Linked DNA regions of Homo sapiens: all the other regions are linked to region 2. The links are chromatin contacts, found by Hi-C or POLR2A ChIA-PET in ENCODE. All regions are on one chromosome and are shown on one strand. Each heading gives the region's core, a stretch centred on a gene start or an enhancer-like site at or near the end of the contact. The rest is flanking DNA. Distances are from core to core; before and after follow the strand shown.

The links. Hi-C counts contacts between places; a loop is a spot of excess contacts on that map. ChIA-PET counts read pairs that join two places held with the same protein, here RNA polymerase II (POLR2A). Pooled maps may share reads with other maps.
Region 1: a pooled map shows a loop between it and region 2 (5-fold over the local background). The contact joins the promoter of ZMYND19 here to the promoter of TRAF2 in region 2. A Hi-C loop is called at or near these places in 6 of 50 pooled maps. POLR2A ChIA-PET finds 5 or more read pairs at or near these places in 2 of 52 experiments (HEK293T and MCF 10A).
Region 3: a pooled map shows a loop between it and region 2 (8-fold over the local background). The contact joins the promoter of NSMF here to the promoter of TRAF2 in region 2. A Hi-C loop is called at or near these places in 6 of 50 pooled maps. POLR2A ChIA-PET finds 5 or more read pairs at or near these places in 2 of 52 experiments (IMR-90 and activated naive CD4-positive, alpha-beta T cell).
Region 4: a pooled map shows a loop between it and region 2 (10-fold over the local background). The contact joins the promoter of MRPL41 here to the promoter of TRAF2 in region 2. A Hi-C loop is called at or near these places in 4 of 50 pooled maps. POLR2A ChIA-PET finds 5 or more read pairs at or near these places in 2 of 52 experiments (RWPE1 and activated B cell).

What each region holds. Positions count from the first base shown.
Region 1 is chr9:137,588,751-137,591,889 of GRCh38, reverse strand. ZMYND19 (zinc finger MYND-type containing 19) reads left to right here and starts at 1,378. Exons shown (of 6, transcript NM_138462.3): 1 at 1,378-1,677. The coding sequence starts at 1,627. It overlaps LOC124902318 (a long non-coding RNA gene), which reads left to right. Exons shown (of 3, transcript XR_007061885.1): 3 at 782-851. RefSeq lists silencers at 833-902, 1,093-1,482, 1,763-1,872, 1,923-1,972 and enhancers at 2,243-2,292, 2,815-3,139.
Region 2 is chr9:136,885,076-136,888,368 of GRCh38, reverse strand. It overlaps TRAF2 (TNF receptor associated factor 2), which reads right to left and starts at 1,853. Exons shown (of 11, transcript NM_021138.4): 1 at 1,828-1,853. MIR4479 (microRNA 4479) reads right to left here and starts at 1,636; the gene lies at 1,566-1,636. LOC105376326 (a long non-coding RNA gene) reads left to right here and starts at 2,115. Exons shown (of 3, transcript XR_930448.2): 1 at 2,115-2,271; 2 at 3,019-3,076; 3 at 3,235-3,293. RefSeq lists enhancers at 421-1,156, 1,157-1,892 and silencers at 1,269-2,078, 2,299-2,428.
Region 3 is chr9:137,457,889-137,461,036 of GRCh38, reverse strand. NSMF (NMDA receptor synaptonuclear signaling and neuronal migration factor) reads left to right here and starts at 1,703. Exons shown (of 16, transcript NM_001130969.3): 1 at 1,703-2,005; 2 at 2,488-2,549; 3 at 3,136-3,148. The coding sequence starts at 1,935. PNPLA7 (patatin like domain 7, lysophospholipase) reads left to right here. Exons shown (of 35, transcript NM_001098537.3): 34 at 300-403; 35 at 561-1,085. The coding sequence ends at 644. RefSeq lists silencers at 1,473-1,822, 1,913-2,182 and an enhancer at 2,822-3,148.
Region 4 is chr9:137,550,129-137,553,505 of GRCh38, reverse strand. MRPL41 (mitochondrial ribosomal protein L41) reads right to left here and starts at 1,627. Exons shown (of 2, transcript NM_032477.3): 1 at 1,528-1,627; 2 at 951-1,432. The coding sequence starts at 1,424. The coding sequence ends at 1,011. LOC124902317 (a long non-coding RNA gene) reads left to right here. Exons shown (of 2, transcript XR_007061883.1): 2 at 805-979. It overlaps PNPLA7 (patatin like domain 7, lysophospholipase), which reads left to right and starts at 3,104. Exons shown (of 35, transcript NM_001098537.3): 1 at 3,104-3,338. The coding sequence starts at 3,309. RefSeq lists a silencer at 1,356-2,305.

The DNA.
Region 1 (3,139 bases), core at 129-2,628, 700 kb before region 2:
TCTGCCCGCCTCGGCCTCCCAAAGTGCTAGGATTACAGGCATGAGCCACCGCGCGCGGTCGGACAGGCATGTTTTGAGCAAGGCCCAGCCTGAACCCCAATGTGTGTCTCAGGCAGGCCAGGACTCATCAGCCCCTTCAGTCCTCTAGGGTGTCTGGGGTACTGGCAAGTACCAGGGGACCCAGAGATGGAACGTCTGGGCTCACTCATGTACACCCTTTGCAGGCTGGGGCACGGTGGCTCATGCCTGTAATCCCAGCACTTTGGGAGGCCGAGGTGGGCCGATCACCTCAGGTTGGGAGTTCGAGACCATCCTGGCCAATATGGAAAAACCTCACTTCTACTAAAAATACAAAAATTAGCCGGACATGGTGGCGCGTGCCTGTAGTCCCAGCTACTCGGGAGGCTGAGGCAGGAGAGTCGCTTGAACCCGAGAGGCAGAGGCTGCAGTGAGCCGAGATCGTGCCACTGCACTCTAGCCTGGGTGACAGAGCAAAACTCTGACTCAAAAAAAAAAAAAAAAAAAGCAAGAAAAGAAAACGGAACCCAGCAAGCCAGAAAGGAGCCTGTGCAGCTCCTCAGGTGCAGGAGTCGCCCTTGAGGCAGGGTGAGGCCTCCTCACGGGCGACTGGACACCGGCGGAGCAGGACGCAGGACCTAGCCCCGTTCGCTCCAGGCTGCAGGGGAGCCACGCTGCCCACCACGGCGTACCCAGTCCCTCCCTGAGCGGGTCTCGGCTTTCCCGCGGAGCCTAATGGGCCTCACTGGAGTTCCGTTTCCAGACGCCTTGGACCAGGCTGCTCTGGAGGTCAGCCGCCCCCGAGGCTGAAGAGCCGGCGGCTCGGAGAAGGCTGCGCGGGAGGCCGCGCCCTCCGGGTCGCGTGGGCCGGGCGTCCGCTGTCTCTCCAGAAACACCCGCGTCCCGCGGCAACGGCCTCTTCCTAGCCCGCCTCGCCCGCTCCCCGCCCGCCCAGAGGGCCCCGCACGAGCTCCGTCCACCTCCTCCTTCCGCGCTCGGGGCCAGGACGGCGGCGGGAAACAGCTTACGGAGGCTACCGCAAGGGAGGCGAAAAGCAGCCAGCTCGCAGAGCTCCACGGACCCGGCGCGAGTCCCCAGCCACACTCCGCACTGCCCCTCTAGGCGCGGCGCCGCTGCCCGCACAAAGCTTCCCGCGAAACTGACGTCGGCGCGCGCAGGCACCGCCCCCGGCCTCGCCCCTCCCCCGCGCTCGCCCCGCTCCCCAGAGCGCCGGCGCACTCGCCCTCCTCCTATTGGTTGTTGCGGGGCGGCGCGCGCCGGTCGGCGCCGTGCGCGCCTAGCCATTGGCCGAGCGGCGGCGGGCCGGGGGGTGTGTCCGGGGCTGCGCCCCGCCCCTCCGCTCCGCTCGCTGTGGTGCGCGCGGTGGCGGTGGCGGCGGCGGCGGCGGCGCGTGGCAGGTCCGGCGGGCGCGAGGCGGCGGCGGAGGCCCGAGCCCGGCCCAGCCTCGTCCCGCCCGGAGCCCGCCTGGCTGCTACCCCGACCCCGGCTCCGGTCCCGTCCTGTCCCGGCGCGCCGCGGCCTCGCCCCGGCCCCCGCTCGGCGCCTCCCGAGGGAGCGGCGCTGCCGGCCGAGAGCGCAGGCCCGGCCATGACCGACTTCAAATTGGGTATCGTGCGGCTCGGCCGGGTGGCCGGGAAGGTGAGCGGCGCGGAGCCCGCGACCCGGCCCGTCTCGCCCGTCCAGGCCTCCGCGCGGGGCCGGGGGCGGTTGTGCGGGCGGCGGCCGGGGCGGGGGCGCGGAGCCCGGGATGGGCCCCAGCGGGGCGGGGGACGCTGCGCGGGCCCGGCTGCTGGCCCCGCGCGGGTGCAGCTTCCTCTCGCAGGCCGGCGGGCACGCACCCCTCGGCTCTGGGGTGCACCTGGCCACCCTCGGCCCTGCCCTGCCGGAGGTGGAGGCCACGGCCCTGTCCCGAGCCGGGTGCGGAGATGCGTGGCTCGAGCCCGAGCCGCGTTCTCCCGGAGCCCTCCCAGTGGTGTCGGCGATCCGGGGCCTAGCGCGGCGTCCGGGCTGCCAGTGCGGCCACACGGTTTAAACACAGCGCCCTTTCCGAGGCAGCGCCACTTCCACACCTCTCGCCGAGGCGGGTCTGGTGTGGGCTCTTCTGTGCCTCCCAGTTCTCAGCAGGGCTTCAGGCTCGTTTTAACGCTGCCAGGGGTTGGCCACGTTAGGCTGAGCCTCAGACTCGGAGCAGAGAGGAAGAAGCCTGGGCCCTGATGCTGCAGACTCAGGGCCTTCCTCGACTTCTCTTCTTACTTGGCCCCCACGCTCCACGTTTGAGGCTGGGGATTCCATGGCACCTGTGGGCATTGAGGCTTGGCGGTTTCTCGGAGCCACCTGTGCAGCTGCACCAGCCAGGGTCCTTACCCGGATGGGAGCCCTGTTCCCGTCACCAGCGGCTGCGGCTTTTGGTGGGAGAGAGGAGCCGAGGCAGTGTCAGGCGGCGTCAGGTAAAACAGGTTCAGATCCCAGAAGAAAAACTGCCAAGAGGGAGACTGGCCCGTTCTGGGACCTGTTCCTGTTTCCTGCCCCTGCTGCAAGAGCATAGGCAGGGCCTGCTGGGGAGGAGGCTTTTTTCCACCAGGGAAGGGTGGGCTCTCCAGTCAGGTCGGAGACCAGAGACCCCTTCTAACTCCACCCATGATGGCATTGTCATCCCTTACAGCTTTTCTTTGGAACATTTCAGATGGACAAAAAGCTAAAAAGGGTAATCAGTGAGTAGCTCAGCTTAATAAACACACCCTAATCAAAACCTTCTGGCTCTTCTGCCTCAGCCCCGGCCCCTCCCTCAGCTCAGTGAAACAGTCTTTGCCTAGGTTTATTGGTGCGTTGAATGTTCAGTGCCACTGTTGGGGTTAGCCCTGCGAGGATGAAGCCTGATACCAGCTCCTCTGGCGCAGACTAAAGTGGGCAGCTGGCTTTTAACCTGTCTGCCTGTGTTTTGTCGTAGACTGCACCACCCCAAACGGTGGAATGAGGCCCCCATGTGCTGAGCTGTCTTGGTCTGAAGAGGCCTGTAGTTACTTTCCACTTCACAGGAAAATGCAACAGGCTCCTGCCTGTTCTGGTTATAAGGTTACTGCACCTCACGCAGATCCCAAAT
Region 2 (3,293 bases), core at 604-3,103:
AGCTCCGCCTCCCGGGTTCACGCCATTCTCCTGCCTCAGCCTCCGGAGTAGCTGGGACTACAGGCGTCAATGGCACCTGATTCTAACCCACTTCTATAAAAGCTCATCTGAGTAATATTCAGGAACACTGATCTGCATGCAGCCATGAATATGAGGCCCTCCAAATACTAGAAGTTAACTTTAAAACTGTAATTTCATGGCCGGGCGCGGTGGCTCATGCCTGTAATCCTAGCACTTTGGGAGGCCGAGGCGGGTGGATCACCTAAGGTCAAGAGTTTGAAACCAGCCTGGCCAACATGATGAAACCCTATCTCTACTAAAAATACAAAAAATTAGCCGGGCGTGGTGGTGCACGCCTGTAATCCCAGCTGCTCGGGAGGCTGAGGCAGAAAAATCGCTTGAACCCAGGAGGCGGAGGCTGCAGTGAGCCGAGATCGAGCCACTGCACTCCAGCCTGGGCAACAAGACCAAAACTATCTCAAAAAATAAATAAATAAAATTACAATTTTATATGTAACCCCATCTTTTTCAGGCTCAAAATAATACCAAATAGAAGCTTGATAACAACCTAAACTCTTAACAACTGTTTATACAAAAGTATCAGAAGCAAGCGTGGTAGAAGAGGAGATCTTGAACCTTACAAGTGTCCACCCATTAATACATTCAGTTCCTCTTATTAAAAACTAGGGCTATTAACAGGGAGAGAGACTGAGTTACAGGGCAGTAATTCCGTCCCTTCAAAATCATGTGGCCACAGAGCAGGGTCCGTTCTCAGTCCTAGTTTCCCTTGACTTGACCCAGACCAGACTCCCTCCTCCTCCGAGCCCCGTCTTCACCGGCTGCCAGACACCCCACCCCCTGTCGGCCCTACACCGAGTGGAGGCTTGGTGCTCTTCTGCACTGACCCTCAGCCCTCGGGGCCTCAAAATGACAACTCCAAAATACCCAGCTCTGGCCCTGACCGTTCCCCTGACCCCAGGCTGCCCATCTGGCCGCCTCCCGAGAGGCCATGGGCGCTGTGACTCCTTCATCTTGGCCTAGGAAGCACCAGCCTTCAGCTGCTCACGCCAGATTCTTGCAGACATTGCAACTCCTCTTTTTCTCGGCTCTACCTTCCACAAACATCCCCTGCTACTGCCAGGACCAGGCCCCGGCCCCGATCCCGGCCCGGTCCACCGCAGCCCATCCCCGCACTGGCTCCTTGCTGCCCCCGACCCTCCCAGCAGCCAGAGGGACTTTTCACCCAGGCTCAGCCTGGGTCTCCCCAGCCACTGGGCAGGAAGGCAGCAGAGTCGGCTCCGCCCCCAGCCTCACTGGTCTTCCCCGACCCCTGGCTGGGGGGCGCTGGCAAACTCAGGGGTCGGAGGCGCCCCTGACCCTCCCGAGCACGCAGCCGGCTGAGGGTGCGGGGCTTCGGGGACACGAGGGGCCCACAGCTGAGCGTGGAGGGGCGACAGGGTGCGGGGGAGCGACGGACCCGGGACGGGGCAGGGCCGGGTGGGCCGCCCACGGGCCTCAGGCGGTACTGGGAGCCGCGACCCCGCGCAAAACCCCGGACCGTGCCCTGGCGCTGCTCCGAGCACGGCCGCGCGCGTTCCCGAACTTTCCCGCGCCAGCCACGCTCGGACTTGGTTTCCGGCCCAGCGGCTCAGAGAAATCCCCTCGGGCTGGCCCCGCCCCCGCCCCGCGGCCTCTCCCGCCCCCGCTCCCGCTCCGGCCCGGAGTCTCCCTGAGAGGTGCCCGCGCCTGCGCCCGACCCCGCGCCCGACCCCGCACCCGACCCCGCGCCCGCGCCCGACCCCGCACCCGACCCCGCGCTCGCCTCACCCAACGGTCGCAGCGCGCCCGGAACTAAGGGCCCGCCCAGCTACCGCCCCCAACGCCGCCGCCGCCGCCGCCGCTCCGCCGCGTGCGCCTGACGGACGGACATGGGAGCCAACCAGCCAGCCCTCAGGAAGCTGTAGCGAGAGCCATTGGCCAGATACGCCCCGCTCCGAGCGCGCCTGACGGACTGACGCCGGAGCCAACCAGCGAGCCCGCAGGAGCCGCAGCGTGCGCCGATTGGTCGGCGCTGAGACGGCGTGGGTACCTAAGTCGCCCTCTGCTTTTTCCTCAAAGAGCGCGCCGGGGCGTTGGTGCGGGGAGCTGGTGAGGTGCTGCGCTGTGGGGTCCGCGCTAATTGGGTCCCTTCCCCAGGTGCGGCGAGACAGCGAGGCCCTTGCTTCCCCTCCCGTGGCCCCGGGGCGGAGACCCCTGCCGCACACCCGAGAGGTGAGCCGGGAGCCCAAGCCGGGCGACACCGGTTCCCACGAGGCGCGCGTCGCGCGCGGGACGCGGGGCCCTGGCGGGGCGGCCGCACCTACCCGACACCTGCGGGTCCCTCCGCCTCCCCCGGTGCCGGGCGCAGAGCGGCGCCTCAATTTGGGTAACATTTATGAGAAACAGGACTAAAAGAATACTGCACACTTAAGTAAGGTATTAAGGCTATGGGGTCTCCTTTTGGGGTGAGGTAATGCTCTGCAACCGGACAGTGGTGACGGCCGCCCGACATGGCCGGTGTGCTAATCTACTGGGTTGTGCACTTTATTTATTTTTTTTTTTGAGACGGAGGCTCACTCTGTCGCCCAGGCTGGAGTTCAGTGGCGCGATCTCGACTCACTGCAACCTCCGCCTCCCGGGTTCAAGCGATTCTCCTGCCTCAGCCTCCCGAGTAGCTGGGACTACAGGCGCCCGCCATCACGCCCGGCTAATGTTTGTATTTTTGATAGAGACGAGGTTTCACCATGTTGGCCAGGCTGGTCTTGAACTCCCGACCTCAAGTGAAAACACAACCTATGGCCTCCAGACACTCAAATGAAAACAGTGGCCTTGGCGGCCAAAACAGGGGCTGCCCTAGGAGTCCTGTGGGCTGCATGGGGGAGGCGGCACTGTCATCTGCCCAGGAGAACGGGAGCTGCAGCAGGTTCTCTCTGGCGGTGCACGGGCTAGCACTGGACACACCACCCCCTCTCCATCCAGCCTTTGGTGAAATGGAGACCTTTCACCCCGCTTTGCAGAGAAGGAAACGTTCACGGAGGTAAGTCTCCTCCAAGCATTCAGACCCTGAGACCACGGGACTCCTCAAGGATGGAATACACTGCAAAACAGGGCAGGCTTTGAAGTTGCATAATTTACACAGGCCACGCTGTCCCCAGGCGCCAATGCCACATTTCATATATGTTACTTGGTTTGCAGTTGGAATTCCCCTCCGCCCCAAACCCACATTCCTGGGACAGCAAGGCCTTGAGATGGAA
Region 3 (3,148 bases), core at 454-2,953, 570 kb before region 2:
TTGCCAGGTCTGGGGTGCTGGAGCCCTCAGGGTGCTTGGCTGACAAGGGGAGGAGTGTCTGCCCGCTCCTTGTCCTTGTGGAAGACCCACGAAGTGATGTGCTGGGGCAAAGCTGGAGCCAGACAGAACCAGGGGTGGTGTGCAGGGCTGCCCTGGGACCAGGTGGCTGCGTGTAGGGCCCCGGGCCACCTTGGAGGCGGGGGTGGGCATCTGTGGCCGGTTCTGCCTCTGAGTGTGGCTATGCTGGGTACGGTCCCTTCCTTGGGAGGGGACTGACGCAGCCCTACCCTCGGTGCCAGACGAATCTGACTACCAGACGGAGTACGAGGAGGAGCTGCTGGACGTCCCCAGGGATGCATACGCAGACTTCCAGAGCACCTCAGCCCAGCAGGGCTCAGACTTGGTGAGGAGCTGGGCATGGTCCCACCTGGTGCCCACAGCTGAGCCTTGGTGCCTGGCCCTGTGCCGGCCACTCCCTCCCTGTGGTCCCACCGGGTTACCAGCGCTGCAGAGCCCCTGCCCTGCCTGGTCCTCACCTGGAACATGCGGTCTGCTTGCAGGAGGACGAGTCCTCACTGCGGCATCGACACCCCAGTCTGGCTTTCCCAAAACTGTCTGAGGGCTCCTCTGACCAGGACGGGTAGAGGCCTCTGCTAAAGAGCCCGGATGCAGCGTCTTCCGTGGGACTGTCCCCAAGGCTGAGGCTCCTGCCAAGTCCTAGGGGCCTCTGTACCTGCCCTGCTGGAAGCCCTGACTTCCCCGGGGCCCCAGGCTGTGTTAGGGTTCTCTGGGCCTCTTCTTTGTACCAGCAGCCCTGCATACAGGGCCCTGTGAGCCCCCCTGCAGTCCTGTGAGGCCCCTGAAGCTCTGTGAGGCCCCTGAAGCTCTGTGAACCCCCTGCAGCCCTGTGAGGCCCCCCGAAGCCCTGTGAGGCCCCCCGAAGCCCTGTGAACCACCTGCTGCCCTGTGAGGCCCCCAAAGCCCTGTGAACTGCCTGCTGTCCTGTGAACTGCCTGCTGCCCTGTGAGGTGTGGGAGCCCTGATGCTGCCGTGTGATGTTTCAATAAAGGTGGATCTCACTGTTGGACGTGTCTCCCGGGCCGAGGTCCCTGTGGCAAAGAAACACTACTGGTTCTCCCTGATGCGGGTGGTCCCTGAGGCTGGGCAGTCCCCAGTCCTCCTCAAAGGACCCCACTGCTGGGGCCTGAGAGCCCTAGGGCGGCAAATGCAGGCCAGGCAGGTAGGGCGTCCAGAGTCTGCATAGAGCTGTGGCCCCCCAGGACCAGGACGGGCCCCTCTGTCTCTCTCTGGCCTCGTGCAAACTGGGTGCCCCCTAAACTGGCTTCCCCTTCGGTTTCCAGTTCCCAAACTGCACAGGGAGCCCTTTTGTGTAAGGGGAGGGAGAACCGGCCTCCCTGTGATCCTGCAGGTCTGAGCAGCAGATCGTGAGGGCCGAGGGCCCAGGACTTTGCGACCAGGGGGCCGCTGGCCTCAGTTTCCCCGCTCTGGAGGCCTGGACGAGAGGGCGCGGAGCCAGGCCGCCCGGCCCCGCCCCCAACTCAACCCGGGCCCGGACGTCACGGTGGGCGGGGCCACATGTCCTCTCCGAGCTCTCCGGGGCCCTGACGTCACGGTAGGTGGGGCCGACCGCCCCTCTGGGCCCGCCCGGGCCCTGACGTCACGATGGGCGGGGCCGGCCCTCGGTTCGGGCAGCGCTCTCCCGGGAGCGGCGGCACGCGCGGAGCGCCGGGTGCGGCCATGCGGGGACCGGGCCCGACCCCGAGCCCGACCCCGAGCCCAAGCCCGAGCCGGAGCCCGAGCGAGACCCCGAGCCCGAGCCCGAGCGCGACCCCCGGTGCGGCGCGGCTACCCCGGCGGAGGCGGCGGGCGCGGGGCGCGCTCTGAGGCCCGGGGGATGCGCCGCCGCCTCGACCATGGGCGCCGCCGCCTCCAGGAGGAGGGCGCTGAGGAGCGAGGCCATGTCCTCGGTGGCGGCCAAAGTGCGGTGAGTGCGGCGGGGCCGCCTTCCCGCACCCCGCCCTGGACCTCCGACCCCGCCCGAGTCCGCCCCTGCCCCGCGGTGCTCCCCGGGCTCCCGGGCCCCGGCCTCTGCCACTGAGGCGCCCTCCCCGCGCCCCGCGCCTCCCTCTTCCTGGTCCCCTGCCCTGCTCTTCCCTCCCCTCCCCTCGCGAGCGCGTGGTGGGCGAGCGCACCCCCCAGGTCGGGAGTGGCCTCGGTTCCCCCGGGGAACAGCAGCCGACCGGCCTCGCGACCCCTCTCCACGGTCCGACGGGCAGGGGCCGGGCCTGCAGGCCTGGCCAGGGCGCACCAGGACCAAGGGTGTGTGGGCTCCCGGAGGGGGACGACCCCGACCCTCCTTCCAGACGCCGAGGGCCTGGCTGGGGACCGGACCCCCGGCTCTTGCGCGGCCCGGTGTTTGGGAGGGTCGTGCCGTGGCCTCTGACCGTGCCCTCTGTCCACCCTCAGAGCAGCCCGAGCGTTTGGAGAGTACCTGTCCCAGAGTCACCCTGAGAACCGCAACGGCGCAGGTAGGGGCACGCGAGGCCGTGCCAGGGCCGCCCAGACCCCCCAGCCCAAGGGATGCTGATCCCTGCCTCCGGGGGTGGAGCGTGAGGGGCATTGGTTGCGCGTGGGCCCGGCGCCCTGCCGGCCTGGCTTCCTTACATCCCCTGCCCTCCCTGCCCGAGCCCCAGGAGCAGTTCCCAGCCGCTCGTCACCATGGCACCCACCCCGCCTGGGCCGTTGGCATGGCAACAGGCCTCCTGGCTCCCCCAGGGCTGGCACCACTGCCTCTGGGGGCCAGCTGGTGGGGGGAGGGGGAAGTTGGCACCAGGCAAACGGTGCGATCGCAGGCTGGGGGATGGCCTGCGTGTTCCTACCCGGCAGGACCGCACACAGGTAGCACAGCGTCACCCAGCCCCCACGCACATGCTAGAGCTTCAGGCCCAGATAGGAGTGAGGGGCTCAGAAACACGCCAGTGACTAGGGTTTGGGCAGCCCTAGTCCCCCACAGAGGCCAGGTGCCCACTGGGTGTTCTCTGCCTTCGGCCTGCTATGAAACCGGCAGCGGGGGGCCCACACGCGGCAGGCAGGCTCACTCAGTGTCTCTCCTAGATCACCTGCTGGC
Region 4 (3,377 bases), core at 378-2,877, 670 kb before region 2:
CACTGCAGCACCCACACGGGTTAGCTCCCAAATACTGGACAGATGGTGACTTTAGGTGTGTGAACAAACTGGGTGTGTTACATCCAACTCCTGCTGTGAGGGCTTTTGTCTCTCTGGGAGGAACTGTGGTTGAGGTACAGGCCACTATTTGTCAAATCCTCAGCATTTACTAATGATACATAGGTGACTACAAGCAAAAAAACATGCAGTTTTATCCCTTTTTTGAGACGGAGTCTCACTCTGTTACCCAGGCTGGAGTGCAGTGGTGCGATCTCGACTCACTGCAAGCTCTGCCTCCTGGGTTTAAGCGATTCTCTTGCCTTTGGAGTAGCTGGGACTACAGTCGCACGCCACCACGCCTGGCTAATTTTTGTATTTTTAGTAGAGATGGGGTTTCATCATGCTGGCCAGGCTGGTCTTGAACTCCTAATCTTGTGATCCTCCCGCCTCAGCCTCCCAATGTGCTGGGATTACAGGCGTGAGCCACCGCACCTGGCCTTATCCCTTTCTTCTTTTCTGATGATACAACACAACATGTCACTATATGTCAGATTGCAACAGGAAATTTTCCTAGGCTGGGCGCAGTGGCTCACACCTGTAATCCCAGCATTTTGGGAGGCTGAGGCGGGCGGATCATTTCAGCCCATGAGTTCTCAGCCTGGGCAGCATAGTGAGACCCCCATCTCTGTATCTTTGTTCCCTGGGTGAATAATTTGGGGGATGAACTGACCAGTGCTGTCATCCGGCACAATCTGCCTTGTAAATTCTTTCTCCTGCAAGCTGAGTGATGTTTGCCCTTGGCAGGTTCCCAGAACCTTCGGACTCGGAAGATGACCTCCAAAGAGGTTCACAGCGCCGAGTCTGCATGAGAACTCGGCTTAGGTGCCTGCACTGAAATCTGTCATGCTGCACACTTTGCCATGACCTGAGGCCAAAAAACAAACACCGTATAGCTGGCAAAGGCGTTTAATAGAAATGAGATGAGGGCAGGCCGCCCCTCCCCCGCCCAGCTAGCGCAGGAAGTTCCTGGGGTAGAGCTGGAAGAGCTTTCCCTCCTGTGTGGGCTCGAAGCCGTACTTTTCCAGGTTGTCAGGGTCGAAGGTACCGTCCTTGAAGTCCTTTTCGATGGCAGGCGCCACGGCTTCGCTGAAGAGCTGCGCGGCCGTCAGGGGCGTCTCCTCGCTCTCAGGGGCGAGGTAGCTCACGTAGGGCTTGAGCTTGAAGCCGGTCAGATCCGGGACGACGAACTCCGGGACCATCTCCTTGATCTGCACGAACCTCCAGCCCGAGGTGAGGAAGCCGATGCCCTTGGCGCCCCGGCCCTTGCGGCCCCTGAAGCTGCGCGGGCCCCGCTTGCTCGTCCACTTGCTCATTCGGTCCGCACCCCGGACCAGGCAGCGCGCCGCTGCGGCCAGGACGCCCATGCCGCGCCCTGCGGGAGGAGAGAGCGGGTAGTCGCGGCCCCGGGAACCCGGCCAGCCCCGCCCCTGGCCGCGCGCGGCGCCCGCCCCAATCCGACAGACTCACCTGGACCGGAGACCCCACACGAGCTCCAAGCGGCCCCGGCTCCGGCGCCAACCCGGCCTCGACCTTGCTCCGCTTCCGACCGCTGCGTCGCAGCAAGAGCGGCTCCGATTGGCCGCGGCCGCCGCGTCCAATAGCGGCCCCAATCTGGTAGGGGGTGTGGCCGCGGGGACTCGGCCAATGCGAGGAGCGCGCGGGGCGGGGCGGGGCTCGCGGGGCTGGCGGTGCGGGGCCGGCGGTGCGGGGCTCGCGGGGCGGGGCTCGCGGGGCGGGGCTCGCGGGGCGGGGCTCGCGGGGCGGGGCTCGCGGGGCGGGGCTCGCGGGGCGGGGCTGGCGGATGAGTGATCGCTCTCAGCGCGGTGGTCCCTGGCGTCTCCACTGCCCGCCACTGCCTGTGTTCGTCCGCCAGGTGGCCGGCGGTTTCCCGGGAGCCCAGTCCCCCTGAGGCCGTGAGGTGGCGTCGGGAGGTCGGGGAGGACGCGGGCCCTGGACTCGAGACGGCCGCCGCGTTGACGCCGCGACCCTGCCTTTCTTACCCCTCCGCCGGGCGCGGCTCCTCTGGGCGGAGCCGGCAACCGCGCGGGGAAAGCCCGGGACCTGCAGCCGGGAGGGCCCGGGCTGTCTGTGCTCCCCCGCAGGCCGGGCAGTGGTGTGGGGGGACTCGAGCCCTCGCGGTGCCCAAATTAATCAATAATCTTGGACCCAGCACGTCCGGCTTGCGCACTGAGCCCTCCTGCCCGGTCACCCTCGCAGGCGACCTCTCACCCCACGCGGAAGTCGCCCCCCAGCCGCACCCTCACAATCCGGATCCACCCCCTCCCCAGCTGCACCCCGTCCCCAGCGGCACCCCCACAGCCCAGATCCATCCCCTCTCCAGCTGCACGCCCTTCCCCAGCGGTACCCCCACACCCCAGATCCATCCCCTCCCCAGCTGCACCCCCTCCCCAGCGGCACCCCCACGCCCCAGATCCACCCCCTCCCCAGCTGCACCCCCTCCCCAGCGGCACCCCCACGCCCCAGATCCACCCCCTCCCCAGCTGCACCCCCTCCCCAGCGGCACCCCCACACCCCAGATCCACCCCCTCCCCAGCTGCACCCCCTCCCTAGCGGTACCCCCACTCGCCGGATCCACGCGCTCCCCAGCTGCACCCTCTCCCCAGCAGTACCCCCACACCCCAGATCCACCCCCTCCCCAGCTGCACCCACTCCCCAGCGGTACCCCTACACGCCGGATCCACCCCCTCCCCAGCTGCACCCACTCCCCAGCGGCACCCCCACACCCCAGATCCACCCCCTCCCCAGCTGCACCCACTCCCCAGCGGTACCCCTACACGCCGGATCCACCCCCTCCCCAGCTGCACCCTCCTCCCCAGCTGCATCCCCACACCCCGGATCCACGCCCCGCCAGCGTCACCTCCCCTCCAGCCGTGCTTCTCCAGAAGGCAGCGCTGCCCCCATCCCCGCCGCGCTGGGCCTGGCTCCTCTTGACCTGCTTGGATACGCCCCATCTGGCTGCTGTTCTGGGTTCCGGGACAGCCACGTGAGGGCTGTTTACAGAGGGAAGGAGGTGGCTCCTAGCAGATGACAGACACTTCTCAAAAGACAGCTTTTCTTCCTGGAGAACAGACTTTTTCAGCAGGATTTTCCTTTCAGTGAAACATAATTTGACTTGAAAGGAACCCAGGGAAAAGTGTCCAGGTGTGAGCATGAGCGGGTAGAGGTGTGCCCTTGTTTGCTTCAGGCTGTCTGCTTTTCGCCCCTGACTGTTTTTTCTGTTTCTGGCCATGGAGGAAGAGAAAGATGACAGCCCACAGGTATGTAACTCGGGGGACCAGATGCCTGGATTTCCCAGT